Regions from separate parts of the Mus musculus genome. Here region 1 is linked to region 2. A link is a loop called in an ENCODE intact Hi-C map of the cell type or tissue named here. Cell type or tissue: heart. All regions are shown on one strand. Links, peaks and the distances in the headings refer to the core of each region. The heading gives the core; the rest is flanking DNA.

Region 1 (11,153 bases), core at 1,814-9,813, 89 kb before region 2:
GTATATAACCCCTTGGTCATCCCGAATAAAGTGTACGCATTTACATCCACCATCAAATAAAGCAATAAAAAACAAGCAAGGATTGTCTCAGAAAGCTGCTCCATTAAGGATCACCCAAGAAGAAGGCCTTTGACTAAGGAGCCATGCCTAAGACTCCAGAAGAAGGCTGCCTCCTCTCCAGCCCCTCACTCCTAATCAGACTGAATTCTGCTCATGTGGGGCTCCATCTCCCCTCTCCTGCTTGTCACAAAGATGCCCTGAGGAGAAGCAAAGACCGCAGACCAGTTCCTGACTCCCTGGGATGGTACGCCAGAGAGAAGACCAGGAATCATTGTGGACTCCCTGATTCGGACTTTGCCCTGACCCCTCCCAGGTTCCTGGGTACCCCAGAGAGGCAGGACTCAGTACGACGAGAAAGAAAAGAAAGAAAAGAGAAGAAAAAGAAAAGAAAAGGAGAAAAGGAAAAAGGGGAGGGAGAGGAGAGGAGGGGAGGAAAAGGAAAAGGAAAAAAGGAAAAAAGGAAAAAAGTTCTGGAATTCAGTGTGCACCGGTACTGTCTTCCTGCCATGGCCTCTCAAGAGCTGGAATTGAAGATGAGTGCCATGCCCAGTACATTCACATATTAATTGTTGGAATGACACCACACAAAGACATTTCTCTCATCTTCTATAAGTTCTGACTTATTTCCCTTTTACTGAATTCATTATTTGTGTGTGTGTGTGTGTGTGTGTGTGTGTGTGTGTTGGGTATAGGCATGTGTGTGCCACAGCAAGTGTACCAGGACCTCTGGGAAGAGCTCCTGCCTTCCACATTTGTGTGGGTTTTGGGGATTGAGCCAGGTTGCCAGCTTTGAAAAATAAGCACCTTTCTTAAATAAATTGTTAGACTTGGAGAGGAAGAGAAAATAAGAGAATGAAAAGAAATGCTGGGTGTGTTCCCGTGTTAAAGACTGTATGGTGTAGAAGACAGGAAGTTGACTTCCAGGAAGTCCAAGGCAGGGCAGGAAGTGCCTCTCAGTCTGGGCGTCAGCACAAATGCTCTTAAGAAAACTTAGCATTAGAACCAAGTTCTTAGAGAACTGGAAACTTGCCTTCCCCCAAAGATTCGGACTTTGCCCTGTCCCCTCCCAGGTGCCTGGGTACCCCAGAGAGGCAGGACTCAGTAAAACAAGAGAGAAGAGAAGAGAAGAGAAGAGAAGAGGGGAGGGGAGGGGAGGGGAGGGGAGGGGAGGGGAGGGGAGGGGAGGGGAGGGGAGAAGAGAAGAGAAGAGAAGAGAAGAGAAGAGAAGAGAAGAGAAGAGAAGAGAAGAGAAGAGAAGAGAAGAGAAGAGAAGAGAACAGCATCCTTCACAATAGCCACAGATACTATAAAATATCTTGGGGTAACTCTAACCAAGCAACTGAAAGGCCTGCATGACAAAAGATTCAAGTCTTTGAAGAAAGAAACTGAAGAAGGTATCAGAAGATGGAAAGATAGCCCATGCTCAAAGATCAGTAGGATTAACAAAGTAAAAATGGCCATTTTATCAAAAGCAATCTCCAGATTCAATGCTATCCCCATCAATATTCCAATACAATGTTTTTATATATTTTGAAAGAACAATACTCAACTTCATATGGGAAAAAAACCCAGCTCACACATCTTTCAGAGAAACCCAAAGTGAACAGACAGATCAGGGGGCATATTCTAGCTGTGAATCTCTCCCAGGAGAGAACATGCGTCCTTCCCAAATCCATGATGTAATCACAAAAGTACCTTAACTTAGGGCCAGTGTGTTGATCAACATTAGGCCAAACACCCTTAAAATTTTAAAGCAGTTTAATCTGTTAAAATCCCATTTAATAGGGAAAAAAAATCCACAAGAAAAAGAAACAAGACTTCTGGGCTGGAGAGACAGCTCAATGGTTTAAGAGCACTGACTGCTCTTCCAGAGGTCCTGAGTTCAATTCCCAACAACCACATGGTGGCTCACAACCATCTGTAATGGGATCTGATGCCCTATTCTGGTGTGTCTGAAGACATATACATTAAATATACATTAAATAATAAAATAATATTTTAAAAATAAATAAAACTACCTGTAATTCCACCAACCAAAGATAAATATGTAGTAATATTTTACTGCTTAATCTGCCAAATATTTTAATCATGCTTTTTTCCCATTAATAATACTGAAAATACGTTCTGATGTCTTTTTTCTCTATAACACAGATTTTAGTATCCATAAGGCATCTACCATAAGTACGTAATTCACATAACCAGTCATTATTAAACTCAGGATAATTTTAAAATGTAAATCTCTGAATCCTATTTCCTTAGAATACTTTCCTATAATATTATACGGTCAAGGAATTTAGTTAATAAGCCTTTTCAGGCATCACAAATTCAACAGCATTTCTTTTGTTTAAAACTTTTTTTTTAAACAGCTTTATTGTAGGAAGGCAGGGAGAAAGGGAGAAGGTAGAAAGAGAGAGATGCCGGCTATGGCCACGTGGAGAGAGGAGGGAAGAGAGAGAGAAGGAGGGCTAGAGAGTAAGAAAGGTGAGAGCTTAAAGAGAGCTGTTTAAAACTTTTAATTGTTTTAATTGGCTAGGCTTGTTCTTTGACCATTTCTTTCATTTATGTCTATCACCCTTTCTGTTTACCCTTGACGATCCCACCATCTCTTCTCCTCCTCCCACCCCACACCCTCCTTCCTCCTTACAAGTCCCTTTCCCACAGAACAACACCTTCCCCCACGTTATGACCTGAGGTCAGTGTGACAGTGAGTCTGGACATGGTGTGATGGGCATCTGGCCCCTGTGCCCATCCCAGCTCACTCTTCCCTGCACCTCTATGAGGTGACTGCTTCTGAAGGAGTTGGTAAGGCCTCTTAGCTTCCCAGGCCTCTCCATGGTACCTGACGTTCCATCTTGCTTGCTTGTTCCTGTTTGGGTCACACATTTCTCTACTCATAGCCCCGCAAAAAGCAATCAGTTTCATGGAATTTGTGAGACCATGGGTGAGTTTAGTCACTCACTCTATAAGAACGGGGACCACACTGTGGCCTCATTTTATGGGACCTAAACTGGTGACTTGAACTTGTGGGAAATTAACACTGTTAATATTTTTGAAATGCTTGCTGTTGTTTTTGTTACTGAAGACACTAAGTGTAAAACACCTCACAGAGAAAGTGTGGAAAAGTAAGAAAAGAAAAGAAAAGAAAAGAAAAGAAAAGAAAAGAAAAGAAGAGAAGAGAAAAGAAAAGAAAAGAAAAGAAAAGAAAAGAAAAGAAAAGAAAAGAAAAGAAAAGAAAAGAAAAGAAAAGAAAATCATTTAAATCTTATCATTCTAAAGTAACTCTCTGGTCCTATTTGGCATTGTGTCCTGAAATTTATTCACATCTCTCTACAAAAATAGATATGTATAAATAAATTTGAGAAGTATTTGAGTTTATCATATTATTTATATATTTTATTATTGCTGTCAAATAATCTAAATATGTTTCCACTTTATGATATATAGAACATTTCATATTTTATATATGAATAACTTAAAATATTTAAATGTAAATCAATGTTTACATTATGACTTAGAAGCATTCAGAAGTACCCATAACTACATAAATCATTTTCTTATCTCATTTTGCTAGAAGCCTCTGAAGAAATGGTTACTACAGTCTTCATTTTCCTATTGCACTAAATCATAACTTAAATCAGCTAGTCAGCCAGAGATAGGCTCAGACTCACCAGTCACTCAGTAGTTCCAAAAGCACACACATTAAAATGTGGAGTTTTTAAAACACCAGCCAGGCTGCCTGAGCTACCTGGAGAGTTTCAGGCCAGCAAAAGACCCAAGATAGCACCTGAAGAATGCACACAGAACAGTGAGTGAGCATACCACAACACGCACACATATACAGAAAGAGATATGCTATTTTATTCTATTAGAAGACAATGAGGAAATTCAATAGAGAATTACTAATAGTCGTATTTTCAAATGGGTACAATGGCCAAAGATTAAAAGTTAAAGAATTAAAAAAAAAAGAAAAAAACGGAAAAAACTGCACATAAAATGGAGTGTGTGGCCTGCCCACTGTTGAGGAAGTGCTAGTCTACTTAGACCGGAGGCCCGATCTATGATCCAAGCTCCACCACACCCTCTTGTGCCAGGTTACTGTTTCTAATCATTATTCCATAAATAATAAGGTACATTCTGCCCCTCCTGAGATTTAGATAACCGACTCCGAGATGGAGGTGGTGGGGAGACATAAAATGAAACTTGCTAGAACTTTCCAGGGATAAAAACCTTTCCAGGGATAAAAACCTTTCCAGGGATAAAAGTCAATACGTCATCCAAAGCCTGAGAGAATCTGAGAGGCTCCATCAGACCAAATCCTAACCTTGAGCTCTGCCTCTGCCTTCTAGGCAAGGCTGCTCCCAGAATTGGGCTCCCCTAAACCCCAAAGAACTCCACACATCACACAGGAGCACGATCAACAAGCCGCAGCAGGCAGGTGTTGGATCCACCTCATTAAAGGCAATCAAACGTCAATAAAATGAACAACCAACCCCGTCGTTTTCTAACTGAATATAACTTGTAACCTGACGCTGGAACGGATTTCTGGGCTCTTAAACTGTGCTTCCTATTGTTTCCTTCTCTGGGCTGTCTTGTTTCTTTTTAATTTCTCAAAAAAATAGAGACGATAGGCTGAGGAGGGAGTTTGGTGATAGAGCCCTTGCCTAGCAGGTAAGGCCCTGAATTCAATTCCCGGAACTGCGGATTTAAAAACATAAATAGATAAAATCACTAGATTGTGTCTGTGTTTGGGAGTATGCGTGTTGGGGTGTGCGTGTGTGAGTATCAGATGTGTAGTTTCAGGGTGGGTGAGACGGTGAGGAGACAGTTCAGCCAAATCAATTGAGATCTGAATTTTGGCTTCTTTTCAAGGAGGGGGACAATAGATGGCTGTCCAGGAACACCCAGGAGGGAGGGGGGGGAGAACCCTCGAAGAGGGAAGAAGGCAGCTACTCACACAGAAAGCTCCCGGCTTCCCTTTCAGTATTCAAACCCTGAAACCCTCTATGGCCTTGTGGACTCCAGATCCCGCACTCCGAAACCTAGAAAGCTTTAGAATCAAGATCCATCCCTGCTTAAAAGCCCAGCTGACCTTATCAGAAACAAGTCCCGAGGATCCTCAGGAGGCACCTTGCTCCCAAGCCCCTTCTCTGTCTGGGGTCTGTGGCAGGCAGGGGGCAACAGAGAGCTGGAGGGTAGAGCCTCTCACACTTCCTGCTTTCCTGAGACAGGACATAGGAGGAGGCAGCCTCAAGCAGGCTGGCCTGAGTAGTAGAATGACACTGGCTAAGGCTGTGCAAAGTTCTATACATGTATACACTACATTAGCCATAGTCTCCCCATTTGCCCATCCCCCATTTCCTGTTAGTCCCTTGGTCTCCCAGTTTCGTTTCTGCTTTCGCAGCGTACGTTTGAATTTACGGGTCTTAATAAAATCTAGGAACCACAAATGAAAAAACAAATGAGATCTGTCCTTCTGAGATTGGTTCAGTTCACTTAAAATGATTATCTCAGTTTTTTGTCTATTTTCTGTCAAACATTTCCCATTTTGTTTTGTTTTTTGGTTTGGCTTTGGTTTTGTTTGACCCTGGCTGTCCTGAAACTGGCTTTGTAGACGAGACCAGCCTCAAACTCAGGGATCCACCTGCCTCTGCCTTCCAAGTGCTGGGATTAAAGGTGTGCGCCACCATCGCTGGGCTGTCACTCCGTTCTTTATGGCTGAAATTTGTGTGAGTGTGTATGTGTGTGTGAGTGTGTGCGTGAGTATGTATGTGAGTGTGAGAGAGTGAATGTGTAAGTGTGTGCATGAGTATGAGTGTGAGTGAGTGTGTGTGAGAGAGTGAGAGTGTGTGAGTGAGTGTGTGTGTGTGTGTGTATATATATATAAAATGCCACAATTTCCTCATCCATTCCTCTGTTTTTAATGGTCGGTTGGTTCCATAACTTAACTATTATGAATAAGTATGGATGTGCAAGTGACTCCATGATATGCTGACTTAGAGTCCTTTGCATAAATACAGCTGGGTCCATGGAAGAGCTTTTTTTTTTTTTTTTTTTTTTTTAACAACCTCCATTTTGACTTCCTAGAGGCTGGCCCAGCTCACGTTCCCATCAGGAGTGTATAAGGGCCAGCGTTTGTTGTTATTTATTATCTTTTTTTTCAAATGAATATATTTAATTTTTTTTATGAATACATAGGTTGGTCTCAAACTCATGATTCTCTTAAAGCTTAAGTCCTGCCTTCGGAGGGTCACAGGTATACATTGCCCAAACCGATCAATAAATCTTTCATATATTGATCTTTTGTCTTCCAATCTTGCTGGATTCATTTTGTTGATTTTATTGTTCATTGTATAACTTTATTTTTATTCTTGTTGTATAACATAGCTTCTGCCAGGTTTTAGATACTCATGTTTTCAAGTGACTAGGTAAATAAAAGATGATAATTTTAACAATTACCATCTAGAGTATTAGTGGAGTATTAGTGTTTAGTAATTTTTGGCTTTTCTATGTCATCATTAAAGTAGGAATTTTCGGGATAGCACTTGAAATGTAAATAAAGAAAATATCTAATTTTTTAAAAATGTGACTACAAAGTATGGGGGCACAGGAATTGCAATTACTAACTAATAAATTCAGTTTCGTTAGCTCTCTTGCAGCTAAATAAATTCCAAAGAGATACAGCAAAATTCCTAACTCCATCAGAATAAATGTTATTTGTTTTTTAATTTATTTTTATTTTTATTATATGTAAGTACACTGTAGCTGTCTTCAAACACTCCAGAAGAGGGAGTCAGATCTCATTACAGATGGTTGTGAGCCACCATGTGGTTGCTGGGATTTGAACTTCGGACCTTTGGAAGAGCAGTAGGGTGCTCTTACCCACTGAGCCATCTCACTAGGCCCCATTATTTGTTATTTTAATGACTGCTATTCTGACAGGGATGAGATGCAAACTCAAAGGTCTTTAACTCACACTTCTCTGATGGCCAGTGGAGCGGAGAACGTTTTCATTGTTTTCTTACCATTTATTTAATCAATTACTTTTTTTGTTTATTTATTCAACCGAGAGTGAGAGGCATTCTTGCCACTTGTGGAAGTCAGAGACAGCCTTTGGGAGTCTGTCCTCGTCCGTCCGTCCATCCTCATCCGTCTGTCGTGTATGCTCTGGGATAGAACTCAGGTTGTCCAGCTCGGTGACCCAGCACCTTCGCCCCTCAGCCAACCCCCTGGATCTTTAGTTCAATTTTTGTGAGCCACTTGTTCATTTGTTGGATTGTTTGATTTCTTACTGTTTACTTTTTTAGTTCTTTGCATAGTCTAGACTAATATTTTGTCAGATGTATAGTTTGCAAAGATTTCCCTCCCATTCTGAATGCTGTCTCTTTGCCCAATTAATAGTTCCTTCGACATACAAAGAGCTTTTTAGTTTCATGAGGTCTCATTTGGCAACTGTTGGACTTACTTCTTGAGCAATGCCTTTCAAAAGTAATTCTGGGTATTAGTGGTCTTGGGATCACAATCAAAAGTCACGAACTGCAGATTGCATTTAAAAACAAAAACAAAACAAGGAAACAGGATCCACCTATTGTCATTGAGGGGAAAAAAAAAACCCTTTGACATCAAAGATAAAGGAACACTGCCTTGAAGGTGAAGGGGTAGAAGGGTACGGTATCATGGACGCAAGGAATGCATCTAGGAGACAAGTAAGCATCATTGTTCAAATACTTGACAAGAGAGACTTCTACCCAAAACTAGTCAGAAGGTACAGAAGTTTACTTCATATGGATTAAGGGAACAATCCATCAAGAGGACATTGAACTTCTAAACATTGATGTATACATAGAACAAATTCTACTCAGGCTAAAGTCACGAACTGACCCAGCACAGTAAGTGGGTAACTTCACCACTTCATTCCCATCTCTAAGTAGAGAATCATCTGAGTTACATGAGATACCAGATCAAATGGAGTTAACAGCGATCTACAGAAGGTTTCCATCAAACACTGCCGAGTGCGTGTCTTCTGGTGGTCCTCAGAGCTCTCGGATAATGTAAGAGGACACAAAGCAAGCCTTAGCAAATACAGGAAAGTGGAAAGAACATCTCACGCTCTGTCTGACAACCGTGAAGTAAAGCTAGAAATTAACAGCAAAAGAATGCTTAAAAAAATATACAAACTCATTAACACACTAATTAACACTAAGTAAATAACACGCTAGTGAATGATGACCAGTTTACTGATGAAGTCAAGAAGGAAATTAAAAAAAAAATCCCTAGGCAAAATTGAAAATGAAAACACAACACACTAAAACCTGTGGGATACAATGAAAGCTGCCCTAAGAGGCAAATTTATAGCTATAAGCACCTACATTACAAAGCAGAGAGAGGGACTGGAGAGGTGGCTCAGTGGTTAAGAGCACTTGCTGCACTTACAGAGGACCAGAGTTCAATTCCCAGCATTGGGCAGCTCATAACCATCTGTAACTCCAACTCCAAGGGGCCCAACACTCTCTTCTGGCTTCTTGGGCATGGCACTCACATGCATATACACACCCATATACGCATAATTTTAAATGATTAAAAATAATAATAAAAAGAAACCTTCGACACACAAACTTCGAGAGGGACTGGCAAGATGGCTCAGCAGATAAAGGTGCTTGCTTCTAAAGCCTGGAACTCACAGGGTGAAACAAGAGCACGGTGGCATGCACATAGCTAAACACACACACACACACTAAACAAATGGGAAAAAAGTCAGAGAGGTTTCAAATTAGTAACTCAATGAAAACACCTTAAGACTGTGGCAAAATGAGAGCAAGCTAAACCCCAAAGCAACAGATGCTGTGGTGGTCTGAATGAGAACAGCCCTTACTGGAACTCTTTGAGAAGGATTAGGAGGTGTGGTCTTGCTGGAAAAAGACATATCACTGGGGGTGGGCTTCACCGTTTCAAAAGCCCATGCCAGGCCCAGTTTCTCACTCTCCATTGGCCTGTAACTTGTGGATCAGGTGAGCTCAGCTACTGGTCCAGCCAGCACTTTTCCTGCCTGCCTGTCCCCATGCGCCCCACAATGATGATAATGAACTAACCTTCTGAAACTGGAAGCAAGCTCCCAATTAAATGCTTTCTTCTAAAAGTTGCCTTGGTCATGGTGTTTCCTCATAGCAACAGAAAAATTAAGACATATGGGAAAAATAATTAAGATCAGGGCAGAAATTAATGAAACAAACCAAAACAAAACAAAAAATTTCACAAAGAATTAAAGAAGCAGAGTTGATATGAAGAAAAGATTAAAAACAACAAACAAACAAACTAAACCAAGCAAAAGAGAGAAAACCCACATTAACAAAGTTAGAAGCAACAAGGAAGACATTACAACTAATATCAATGAAATTTAGAAAAATCATATGAATATACCTGAAAAACTTTCATTCTACCTGCTTTTAGAATCTTAAAAAAAATAAAAGAATTAATTTCTAAAATTTTATTAACTAGCAAAAATAGGCCCCAGAAGTGTTTCACCTCTGATGGGCCTAGAGTCCTGCCTGGGCTTTGAGGGTTTGCTGACTTCCACAGCTAAGTCTTACTGTTACACAGGGATGTTCTCCTTGCTCCTAGTTCGATAGTTTCTACTTACAGCTAAAACAGAACAAAACAAAACAAAACAAACAAACAAACAAACAAAAAAACAAAAAAAACCAACCAACCAACCAACCAAACAAACAAACAAACAAAAAATAAGCCTAAAGTCAAAATCAGGGCTTTCCTACAGCAAACTCCCCAAAGAGGCAAACCCTGGGTCCTTCATTGTGTGAGCAAACCTGTGTACAAACACATAAGCTCCTTGCTGGGAATTAGTTAAAATATTTTCTGGTGTTAAAGAGAAGAAAAAGAAAAGGACTTTGAAACTGTGTTTTCTGCTACCTAAAATAGAATGTAAACTTTCAGAGTAAAGAGCGCCAACTTCACAGCTGAGGGAACTGAATGAGGCGCCCAAAAGCATATGTCCACCCTCGATGTCTGGGCAAAGGTGACACCATCGTACCAGGACCTTTAGCTGGCATTTGATTCTGCCCAGGAACCTGGGCACCATGGAAGCAGCAAAATCAAATCCTGTCTGTGGCCCAGTCCACTCCAGGAGTTACTATAGTTTTCCCAGCATCCTCTATAACCTCTACCCCAGTTCTGGCTCACTGTTTTCTGAGAATTTCCTGTCAGAGACCACGAACTTCCTGTGAGTGCAGCAACTGAAGCTCTCATGGTAATACTTGAACCACATAACAACAGCCTGAAAATCATCAATGAGAAGATACTGTGTAAAGAGGCAATGAACCTCTGTACAGGGGCAATGGGGGTGTGGTCTTGCTGGAAAAAACACATGGAGCTCCCCTATAGGCACTAAGCCCATGAGAGCATAGGATGACACATCACATGGGTCAGTAAATCCGAGGAATGTCAAATAAAGCAAGAAGATGCCCACTTTCTTATTAGAATTTCTTTTAAGTTGGAAGATTAAAAAAAAAGAAAGAAAGAAAAGAAAAGAAAAAGAAAAAAGAGCAACCTGATAGGGTGAGGTGGTCAGGCTATGCAGGCTGCTGGAGAAATCATATTAGTTCCTGGAGTGAACCTACCCACAAACAGAAATTACTGGGCAAAATCAAATAACAGCTAAATGGCCTGCTATGGGGTCACCTTTCTCCCTCCTGGGAAAGAGACATGGGAGACACACAGCCATGACCAGCAACTCCTCTGTGTCCACATACGAGTTCTTGAGTCTTCTTTAAATAGGTTTGTAAGAAACGGGAGCACTAATCGTCCTCATGCTAATTCAATCAATGCCATATTTATTTAAAAAAAGAAAGATTTGTCGATGAGACAACTCAGGAGTTTAAGAGCACTCAATGCTCTTGCAGACCACCTGGGTTCAGTTTCCAGCACCCATATAATGGCTGAAACTGTCTGTAAATCCAGTTCAAGGAATCTGTGCCGCCACCCCCCCCCCCCCCGCCCAGTACCAGGTGCACATACATACATGCAGGCAAAATACTCATACTCATGAAATTAAAATAGAAATAAATAATTTTTTAAAGAATGAA
Region 2 (11,153 bases), core at 2,221-10,220:
CTGTGTATTATCCATAATCCAATTCCAAATACCTCCCTGATCCCCAACATGGTTTTTTTTTTAACCTCTTCATAGCTGCCTCCACTGAGAAAGCTCCCCCCGCCCCCTCTCAGCATCATGTTAGAATTCTGTATCTTTCCAGCTCTCTTCCATAGCTTGCCCTGGTCACAAACTGGCTCATCTGGCCCTACCTCACAGCTGTCTTCAGGCATTTCTTCTGGGCTCTGCCTGAGTTAGACTACGATGAGAGACAAACTCTCACCTTCAGTCAGCTGTGTGTGGTAGGCCCTAGGTGCCTGCCAGGCTCAGGCCTCAGAGCTCTTGAGCAGGTGACATATGACTATCCAGTTGCAGCAGATAGGCACACAGAGAATGTCCGTTTGTCCCTTTGCAGCCTACACTGAAGCAAGGTGGAACTGGTGGCATGAGAGGCATCACCCTTGGAACCTGGACATAGACAGAGCTCAGCTGTTCTACACTGAATGAAGTAATGACAGGGCTGATAGGAGGGATTATGGGTATCAGAGGCTGGGTATGACCCCAGGAAGAGTCTCCTGTGAGCTGGGAAGACCTCATCTTAATGGGCAAACAGTGTTTCCAGCCAAACGCTAGCCCACATACTCTCTACATAGCCCTGACTGTCCTGGAACTCATTATGTAGGCCAGGGTAGTCTCAAAATCACAGATCTGCCTTCTTCTCCCTTCCAAGTGTTGGGATTAAAGGCATAAGCCAACATGCCCAGCAGAACGTACCCAAAACTTAAACTAATTTCCCCCAAATAAGACAACAGTCTAACATCCTCAGAACTACTATCTTATATCTGACGATGTCAGTTAAAAATGCAATCATGCATAAACTGCTGCAGTACTGAATTTGTGGGGATAACACACAGAGCAGGATTTGCTGCGTTCATAAATTACAAAGCTTCCATTTCCTTGGCAGAAAAAGAAAGAAAAAACAGGCCAAACTGCTTGGTGTAAGCAAGATTTTAAATTTTAATGCTTTGGCAAAAGCTGAGTCCAGAGACCAAATGTCATTTCTAAGTTGTACAATGAAGAGGTAGCCGGGCCTTGTCTTTTGTTATCGTTGTTGCTGTAAGTATCTAAACCATCTGATGTGGAGCAGAGGGAACTGGGGGTATATTTTCATGTAACAGCAGTCAGGAAAACCACATGTTTTCTCAAAGTCTGTAAACAGGACAGTCGGGGCTATGCAGAGAGACTATCTCAAAACAACAACAATAAAATTGTTTTTCGGCACTTTTGAGTCTCTTCTGGGACAATCACATATGTAGAAACTTGGGTTTGAGGTTGGGTGAACGAACACTCTGGCACATAAATTTTAAGAGTTTAAGAAATGACAGCTTATTGAGAGTGAGCGCCGAGGATACATTTTTATTTTTATTTATTTATTTAGTTTTTAATCAAAATGTATTGACAATCAGTTGGCCCTTTTCCTAAAAGGCTAGCGTTGGGCTGGAAACACTGTTTGCCCATTAAGATGAGGTCTTCCCAGCTCACAGGAGACTCTTCCTGGGGTCATACCCAGCCTCTGATACCCATAATCCCTCCTATCAGCCCTGTCATTACTTCATTCAGTGTAGAACAGCTGAGCTCTGTCTATGTCCAGGTTCCAAGGGTGATGCCTCTCATGCCACCAGTTCCACCTTGCTTCAGTGTAGGCTGCAAAGGGACAAACGGACATTCTCTGTGTGCCTATCTGCTGCAACTGGATAGTCATATGTCACCTGCTCAAGAGCTCTTGAGGCCTGAGCCTGGCAGGCACCTAGGGCCTACCACACACAGCTGACCGAAGGTGAGGGTTTGTCTCTCATCATAGTCTAACTCAGGCAGAGCGCTTGCACGGCTGAGGCAGAAGGGCAAATTCAAGGCCAGCTTGGGCTGGGGTAGATACTGATCCTGTCTTGGAAAAAGAAAATAAATTTGAGAGCTGGTGGCACACACCTTTGATTCCAGTGCTCAGCAGGCAGAGGCAGGTGGATTTCTGAGTTCGAGGCCAGCCTGGTCTAAAGAGTGAGTTCTAGGACAGCCAGGGCTACACAGAGAAACCCTGTCTGGGAAAGAAAACAAACAAAGTTAAAAAAAAAAAAAAAAAAAAAAGGTGAGCCAAGAAACAACTCTAAATGACTAAGAGAACACAGCTCAGCATTTATGACATTTGAAGCTTGGCTTGGCTTGAGTTAAAATTTCAACCAGGCAAATACACTTGTCCAGTTACACAAAAGCTCAGTTCAAAGACCAAAGCTGTACATATGATCACCATATGGAGCTTCTAAACATGCCTTTCAATATATAGAGAAGTTTTTCTAATTATAAAAAGTTCTCTTTGTCGTAAGAAACTCTGGAGCAAGCCAGGAAGCAACGCTTGTCTGTGGTCGCTCAAGCTTCCTGCCCTCCCTGCTTTTGATGATAAACAGTGGAACTGTGAGGGGTGGGGGAGGAAAGACTCTGAAACGGACAACTTGAGGAAATAAAGTAACAAAGTGTCCATCTGCTTCTTCTGATCCCCCTTGGTAGTCCTGACTTCTCGCCTATCTGGTCCTGAACGATTCTTTGACATTCCTGAAAGCAACCATGGTTAACGAGACTGATTCCACATTTAGGCTGAATGGTGGCCAGCTTGTTTGTGGAAAGCCTGGGCAGAGAGCAATTGCATCATTTCTCCAGGGTAAAGCCTTGTGCTATATATATAAAACCCCCTGTTCCCACCACAACATTTTAATAGGTTCCCTAGGCCTTTAAGCACACCCTTAACTATCTGTCAGATTAAAATAGTATGGCCTTGGGGTTTAAGCAGGGCATAAGTCAAGCATAAAACTTTTGTTCAGGTTTCAGTAGTCACTCAGCCATGGTTCTGTATGTAACTTGTTACTACTTTTGTGTTTCCTAATTAAAAGGGGGTAGGAGTGTCAGTCAGCAGAGAAATGCATACACTTTCATTTCCATCAGGGACTTTGATGGACCCCCTCCGTAACACCTAGAGGTGTTTGAGCAAGATATCTGTAAAGTGCCTACCTTTTAAACAAAGATCTAACTTTTAAAAAATGCTTTTCAGTCAAGCATGGCAGTGTGTACCCATAACTAAGGTAACAGAGAGGACCAGGAGTTCAAGGTTGGCCCAGGCTCCAGGAGACTCAGTCTCAAACAAAACCAAAAACTAAAGCTACAAGAGAAAAAAAGTATTTTTTAAAAGATCACAGAAATATAAGGCAAAGGGGGACTTTTAAACATGGAACATTTCACAGGTCCATGAAGCTCTGGTTCCCACTTGTAAAACAAGATCTTTGAAGGAAGTCACTTACTTCAAAGCACACTAAACCTTGAAAGTAGTTAAAGCAAGTGGAGTTTTCAATCACACTGAAAAACTGAGGTGGGCTGGAGAGATGGCTCATCGGTTAAGAGCACTGACTGCTCTTCTTCTAGAGGTCCTGAGTTCAATTCCCAGCAACCACATGGTGGCTCACAACCATCTGTAATGGGATCTAATGCCCTCTTCTGGTGTGTCTGAAGACAGCTACATTTTATTCACATACATCAAATAAACAAATAAGTAAATAAAAACTGAGGTATTAAATGTAGATCAAAAACTGTGAAAGACCTGGGTGCAGGAGCTCATGTCAGTAATCTTCGCGCTTGGGAAGCTGAGGAGGATTTGGAGAATTCAAGGCCAATCTGTGCTGCGTGGTGAGTTGCAAACCAGCCTGGGCTATAGTGAAGTGCTGTCTTCAAAATCAGAAGATACAGCCGGGTGTGGTGGCGCACGCCTTTAGTCCCAGCACTTGGGAGGCAGAGGCAGGCGGATTTCTGAGTTTGAGGCCAGCCTGGTCTACAGAGTGAGTTCCAGGACAGCCAGGCCTACACAGAGAAACCCTGTCTCGAAAAAAAAACAAAAAACAAACAAAAAAATCAGAAGATACCACAGTCTTCTTCAACTGAAGAGTTCAATGCAGAACACAGTCTCGAATAAGTGGTAAATCTGATACCGAGTTGGCAGAACTTAATTCTTTCAATGTGTTCAACCAAAGAAACCCCAGAAAGAGGAAAATAATGAAGCTAAGATTTGTTGTTGTTGTCTTTGTTGTTGTTGTTGTTGTTGTTGTTTTCTGGCATTAAATGGACAAAGAAAAAGTGGCTATGAGTACAGATCATCGAATGAGCATAAATATAGAATAAGGTACAAAGAGCAGAAAGAGTTCAATTTTACCTAGAAAGACAAGGGCACACAGACAGACAGACACACACACACACACAGTCTTTTTCTTTCAATAGTGACACAAAGGAAGAAATTGTTCCCCAAAGCTAAGAATTGAAGAGGGAGGAGAAAGAAAGAAAAAAAAAGAGCCAATGAAACAAATCCAAGTGGCCACTGCACAAGATGGGGAAGGAGGGGAAACTAGGATGGAAACAGAAAAACAACACCACAAACATCTGTTCTGAAAGACTGTTTGGAGAAAGAATACGAAAAGGAGCTGGATGGCTGGGGCCAAGGGAAGATTCCCAATTTTTTTAAAGGCAACCAAAAGACTGTATTTGAGTACACCAATGTATGTGACTAGAACCAGCCACCTCTGGCTGTCGCTAGGGAATGGACTCGTGGGAGGTGGGGGCAGTGTCTGTATTTACTTTGCAGGTATATTTTATTTATATTATAACTTGCCTGAAAGGTTTTGGATATTAAAATGCAATGCAAAATAAGAAGTAAAATCCTTAGTAAGGAGCAAGACAGCTGCCCCAGGTGGGGTGTCAAGTCTTCCCAGAGGTGAAGGTCAGCTAGGGCGTCATAACACAGGTAGTGCTTCTTGTTTCTGAGATTTAAGAGAAATAATGCTTTGAGTATAGGAAGGCCCTGGGCCAAACCCTCACTGCCTCACTCTTGGCCAGCAGGCTTCTTGCCAGGATAAGCTGTCCTTGAGCTTTGTCCAGGCAGCCTCTACGCTGGGATTATAGAAACAAACAAAAAACACCCAAGTACCTTGTTCGAAATTTCACGCCATCCAGAGTCACACACTAAATTAACAAGGAGGCATTTGAGTCCAGTAACAAGTTTAATTTAATAAGTCTTTGGCTCTCTTCAAGAAAGACTTGGATTTGAATGTGCCACAAGTCTGGAGGTGCTGTGAGTGGATCCCCAAAAAGCACAGAAGGAACCAAGAGTGGAAGATAGGAAACGAACACTTTCCTACATTAATCAGGAGTCAGCTCTCCAACTTCCCAAGTCCCTTTGGGAACTGCAAGAATAGGAGGGGTTCTGGGATTACTCACACCGGGCGGTCGCCGGCCCATCCCACTCAACAACGGCTTTGTCGCCTGTCTTCGCTGGAGACCACCAGAAAACTGGATCGAACGAGACACTGGAAAGAACACAGAGAGGAGCAGACTCTTCAGTAGGCGTCCAGGAAAGTTAGCCTGCGGAGCTGGCCCAAGCTGCTAGCCAGGTGACGCGCCCAGCGAGCCCAACAGGTTCAGGAATGAGATGCGACCGCTCTCTCCCAGCGATAAGGACGTCCCCAGAGTACTCTTGCGGGGGCAGAATCGCGAGTGTGAGCAAAGAGAAGGGCTCCGAGAAGATGAGAATGGCCGCCATTTCACCAAAACTGAATCGAGGCCATTGCTGAATTCCACAATCCTAACAAGAGGGCGGAGGAAAGTTACAGGAAGCCAGAGAGGAAGCCAACTTCCGCCTCTAGGGGCGAAACTGACCAGTCAAGGCTCAAAAAAAAAAAAAAAAAAAAAAAAAAGAAAGAAAACCCCAAAGACCGCACATACCCCAAATCCCGCCCCCCATGCTACTTCTCTGAAGGAAGGAAACACCCCACTTCCCACCCACCCACCCCCCACCCGGGTTTCTCGCAGCTTGGGAAACTAGGTTAGCAAGTGGTGACTTGCTAAAGAATTAAATGTCATCAAAAACAATGTACAACATAAAACTTCTGGAAAAATCCATTGAAGCTGAGTGTGGTGGTGTACGCCCAGCTTTGGGGGCGGGCGGGGGTGGGGTCGGCTGCTGAGAGAAGATTTTAGCGGTCAAATCGCTTGCTTACCCAAAGCCTCCACCTCCGCGCCCCACCCCGCCCCCCACCCCCCACCCCCCCCCCACTCCCCCCCCCCGCTCCAGCTGCCAAGTGAGGTCTCTGCCTTCAGAAACCCTGTGCTCTGGACATTGGTCACTGAATACACACAGTACCTAAGTGTCATCCCAGCTGGTTGGAATAAAGACTTTCAATAGGCTATGAACTTTGGCTACGTGGTTATCTCTGGTGGACTCCCAGGAACAGTGACTAATAGCGACATACTCTCTAATCCTAGTAATCCAATCAGGAGGCAGACACAGGTGGATCTCTGCACAGTCTAGGGCAGCCTGGGCTACACAGTGAGTTTAAGGAGAGCCAGGGCTGTATAGAGAATAGAGTCCTGTCTCAGAATACCAAAAAATAAAATAAAAAAATAATTTGCTTACAAACCAAGCTTGTTTGTGATACCAGAGAGCTGAGCTTTCTGCTTTGTTCAGAACCTTTTGTAAACTAGGAGGTCGACCTTTTATCTAAAATCTCTTCTTAGGTTTTAAATTTTAGATCATCCCTATTGGTCAAGGCCTGACATATGACACTCCCTTCTGGCCCCACCCCTTTTACTGTTAAAAAATTTTTTTTCGAAGGTTACCTGAACCCGGAGGATTTAATTAGACTCCTTGAATTTACTTCCAGCGAACTTGTCCACCAAAAGAGAGAGAGAGAGAGAGAGAGAGAGAGAGAGGGAGGGAGAGAGAGAGAGAGAGAGAGAGAGAGAGAGAGAGAGAGAGAGAGAACCAACTTTTCGAAAGGAAAGCTGGAAACTGGACAGTTCAACTCCAGGAAATGAGTAATTCTCTAGATGTTTTGTGCTTGACTAATTGTGGCTCGGCCAGCAAAGTTAATCTTTAGTTTTCCGACAGGAACACAGGAATGCTCCCCCTTGGGGGTTTATGGGTGCTCCCTCCAGTCCTCAATGCAGTCACTACAGCTCCGGGGTGCCTTAGGGTCATTAAGGGTCACTTCCCTGAAGATCCCATCCCCTGAACACACCAGGCCTCCTTGAACTGGGAGTTGTTGCCACCTGTGGTCGCCCTGAGCCCTGGTTCTTACCCAGCCAGCAAAGCCAGTAAAGGAGCTACAGTCCTCCGCGCCCTCCCGGGCTCCGCCCGCCATCCCCTGTGCGCCAGCGCCGGCGCCGGACTCGTAGCGACCTCCTTGCCGGGCTAGAACGCGCACGGCACAGCGGCCCGGGACTTAGGGTCCCAGGCTCGCGCAGCGTCGCGAGTAGCGCGCCAGTTACACCGCGCAGGTCACGTACCTGTCCGGCCCTAAGTGGCCGCTTGAGAGGCTCAGGTCTCAGAGACTTCGCTGCGTGCTTTAGGGTCCGCAAAATGGAGACGCCCAGAAACCGAAAGCAGACGTGGCAGCAGGCGCAGCGTCTCTGAGCCCTGGCTCGCATCCTGGGCCGGGTTTTTAGCAAAGACAAAGGTCTTCCGAGCAGTCAGCATAGAGGCCGAAAAGCATTCTCTCCAGACCCTTACTTGACTTTATAAAGACAAAAAAAAGTCTTTGGCTAGATACACTTTTAAATACAGAAAAACACAAATAAAATAACAAATATCTTTATTTCTACCAGTCTGAACATGTAGGCTTCCTTTTTTATCCGGTGGAGCCGCTCCAGTGGAAGGAGACAAAGTATCAACACATTTTCTGTGTTACTCTCTTGGAGGCCTTGTGGTGGAAGAGGACAGGAAGCAAAGGAGAGAATCAGCTCTACAAGTTGTCCCCTGATAACCACGCGTGTGCCAGGGCATGTGTGCCCACACACATAAACATAATAAAATTAAAACTAAGCCTTTAGCCTTTAAGCCTCGATCTAAATTACACTTTAAAACTTGTTACTTAAGGACTGGAGCAGGTGGTACAACTAGTAAATATTTTTCCCTGCTCCCAAAGACTGATGACTTGTAAAAGTAAAAAGAAAGAAAAAAAAAAAAAAAACCACACCCACACAGGTAGCCTCCGTGTGTGCGATGCTGTACGCATGTCAATGCAGATATGGAACACACAAAATAATAAAGGAAAAGTGTAAACCATGTAACTCAGCTACAGAATATATATCCCATAAAATAATAGGACACAGCTGTCCCCGGCAGAGCCTGTAACCATACTCGGGTATGTCTTACTCTTTCCCAGAGCATTTCTCTACTAACCTCTAGTCTTACAACCCATGGTAAAAATGTCGTTTAACCTCAGCCTCTCAATAGGATTCTAGGATTCTAGGCCTGTGTTCACCAGACCCAGCTCAAACTCTTAATTCATTCATTCACTAGTATATGACATTATTTTTTCTTGTGTATCAAGTTTTATTTCTCACTCTTACAGAGTTCTTATAAATAATACTTGGATAACTAAAATTTAACAGTATATATGCCCTTTCTATATAGGAGAGCATGCTGAGAAGACAAAAATGTTGTAGCAAGAACTTTTAGGGGGCTGGAGAGATGGCTCAGTGGTTAAGATCACTGACTGCTCTTCCAGGGGTCCTGATTTCAATTCCCAGCAACCACATGGTGGCTCACAACCATCTGTAATGGGATCCAATGCCCTCTTCTGGTGTGTCTGAAAACAGCAACAGTGTACTCACACATAAAATAAATAAATAAATCTTTTTTTTTTTAAGGCCGGGGGTACTTTTAGAAGGGCATGATGGCACACACCTTTAATCCCAGCACTTTGGAGGCAGTAGTAAACAGATCTCTGTGAGTTCAAAGCCAGCTTGGTCTACAAGAGCAAATTCCAAGACAGCCAGGGCTACACAGGGAAAACATGTCTTGAAAACATAAACAAAAAAATAACTTTTAAATAATGTTGTAAAGAGTTTCCCACAAAATATCTAGTGACATACTGTCCCCAGATTCATTTTATGAACCCCATCAAGATTTTACCACCTCATAGATAATCTGAGAGTCAAGCATGCCAGCCTGTTATAAATACACTTCTAGTTCTACCATAGGATCACAGACTTAGAAAGCTCCATAGAACTGTAACCATGTCCCCTTATTCTTAATGAAGAAACAAAGTTAGTTGTGTACTGTTAGAATATTATTGATTTTCCATTGCTGTATGTCTCCCCACCCTCCAACACCATTTTTTTTGAGACAGACTCACTATGTAGCCCTAGTTGGCCCAGAACTTAAAGTGGTCCTCCTACCTCTGCCTCTCCAAGTGCTGGGATTATTGATGTGCATCATGTATTACCATATCTGGCTCTCTCTCTCTCTCTCTCTCTCTCTCTCTATATATATATATATATATATATATATTCTATTTGGCTGTAAATGTATGTCTATATATGTGGACATATGGACCTGGATACCCATGGAGACCATATAACTTCTCATGAGACTAGAGTTACACTGTTTATAAAATATCTTGGTATAAGGTTGACTGTATTTCTTTATTTGAGTCCAATTGCCTCTGGAAGTACTGGGTTAAAGGTATGCACTAGTTACATGGTGGCATTAATTAAGAGAACGTGTCTCTGCGTGTGCACAGATGCATGTGTGCTGCAGACGGACCTCACTTGGATACTCGATCCACAGGCAAAACTCGGGTTCCGGTAGTTACAGGTGAGCAAGGAGTTGGCATGGATGACAAACAGACATGAATCCAGAGAGAGTATGTATCTGAATGTAATTTTTCAAATTGAGCACCAGACTTTTAATACAGAAGAAAATAGGGAAGTTAGGTGACACATCATTGTCACTATTGTTAAGGTACAATGAGTTTACTGGATGCTTAATGACTCTAACACAAAACAGAGGAATGCAAACATAAAGACTGGCAGGTACTGGGCAATAAAACAACTGAGACAAAGTCAGCTCTATCTAAGGTCAGCTATATTCTTGGAAGCCAGGTGTGAGGTCTTTACACTCCTGGGGCAAGGGCTTTCACACCCAAGTCATAGTTCTAATTAGGGAGTTCCACTCTAGCTAACCTTCTCATGAATAATGCAATATTCTAGCTCCTACTCAAACCACAGGCCGATCTACTTCCTAAACCATTGTACATTCCTGTATATGAGAATGACTTGGCTTTTATTCTAAGTGATTGTGTGGGGAAACTTTCTACTAATAAGTAATGCAGTCTGCTATACATAACTATAATAAAAATCCTAAACTTACTCTGCTAAGCTTGCCCTGAGATTTCTAACTCTGTATAGTAGAGAGTAATGCCTGATTTCTTTCAGTATCTCACTTACAATACCAGAGGCAATTCTAAATGTCACTGAATAGGCAACATTCTTACTGAATTCCAAGTCCAGGGTTGGCTCAAGGACTACCCTAGGACATTGATGAAGGCCAGGAAACAAAGTTCGATTATGCTTAGGTATTTGGCAAGTCACTGCTTAGAGACACCTATAATAATACAATACTGAAAGAAAGCACACAGATCCATTCCCAAGGACAAGTTTGAAACATTCCTTATACAGAATGCCACGGTTCCAGGAGACTAAGTTTCCCTGAACTTCCCCCCTAAGGACTGCATCCAGGTTTCAAGGCCTGTAACGCTAGTCACTACTGGAGGGGGTGTAGCACATGTGGGTACCCGTGACAGCCTCGTCAGATCCCATGGAACTAGAGTTGCTGCTCTTTGTGAAACAACATCTGATGTGGTGTGGGTGCTGGGAACCAGACTCAGGTCCTCTGGAAGAGCAGCAAGCAACCTTAACTGCAGAACCATCTTTCCAGTCCCCAGTCTTATATTTTTTAAGATATTGAAAATCCTTTTCATAATTTTTTAAAAATTTCCAGCTCATCTCAGAAATGTTACATACTCTTTTTTTTCATTTTTTATTGGTTATTTTAATTATTTACGTTTCAAATATTATCACCCTCCCCAGTTTCCCTTCTACAAACCCCCTATCCCCTCCCCTGCCTCTATGAGGGTGCTCCCCCACCTGCCCACCCACTCCTGCCTCAGCGCCCTAGTTTTCCCCTACCCTGGGTCATCGAGCCTCCACAGGAACAAGGGGTTCTCCTCCTAGTGATGCCCGATGCCCAACAAGGCCATCCTTTGCTACATATGCAGCTGGAGCCATGGGTCCCTCCATGTGTA

The links. A loop is a pair of places that touch in the nucleus more often than their neighbours do. Peaks named below come from ENCODE experiments on the same cell type or tissue, not always from the same donor. Only the 100,000 strongest peaks of a DNase experiment are listed, where the experiment ranks them.
Region 1: it touches region 2 in a loop (4-fold over the local background); 4 of 42 quality-filtered maps call a loop at or near these places.

What each region holds. Positions count from the first base shown.
Region 1 is chr1:58,796,690-58,807,842 of GRCm38, reverse strand. The region is part of intron 1 of Casp8 (caspase 8); the gene reads right to left. Among named protein-coding and RNA genes, the nearest start is that of Casp8, 6.9 kb to the right of the region's middle. In heart, for the core only: a CTCF peak has its summit at 5,225; a DNase peak (open chromatin) is centred at 5,252.
Region 2 is chr1:58,707,790-58,718,942 of GRCm38, reverse strand. Cflar (CASP8 and FADD-like apoptosis regulator) reads right to left here and starts at 5,657. Exons shown (of 10, transcript NM_207653.6): 1 at 5,284-5,657. In heart, for the core only: CTCF peaks have their summits at 3,521 (motif pointing left), 5,697, 7,724 and 8,660 (motif pointing left); DNase peaks (open chromatin) are centred at 4,902, 5,702, 6,222, 7,442 and 1 weaker place; H3K4me3 peaks cover 4,023 bases; H3K27ac peaks cover 3,951 bases.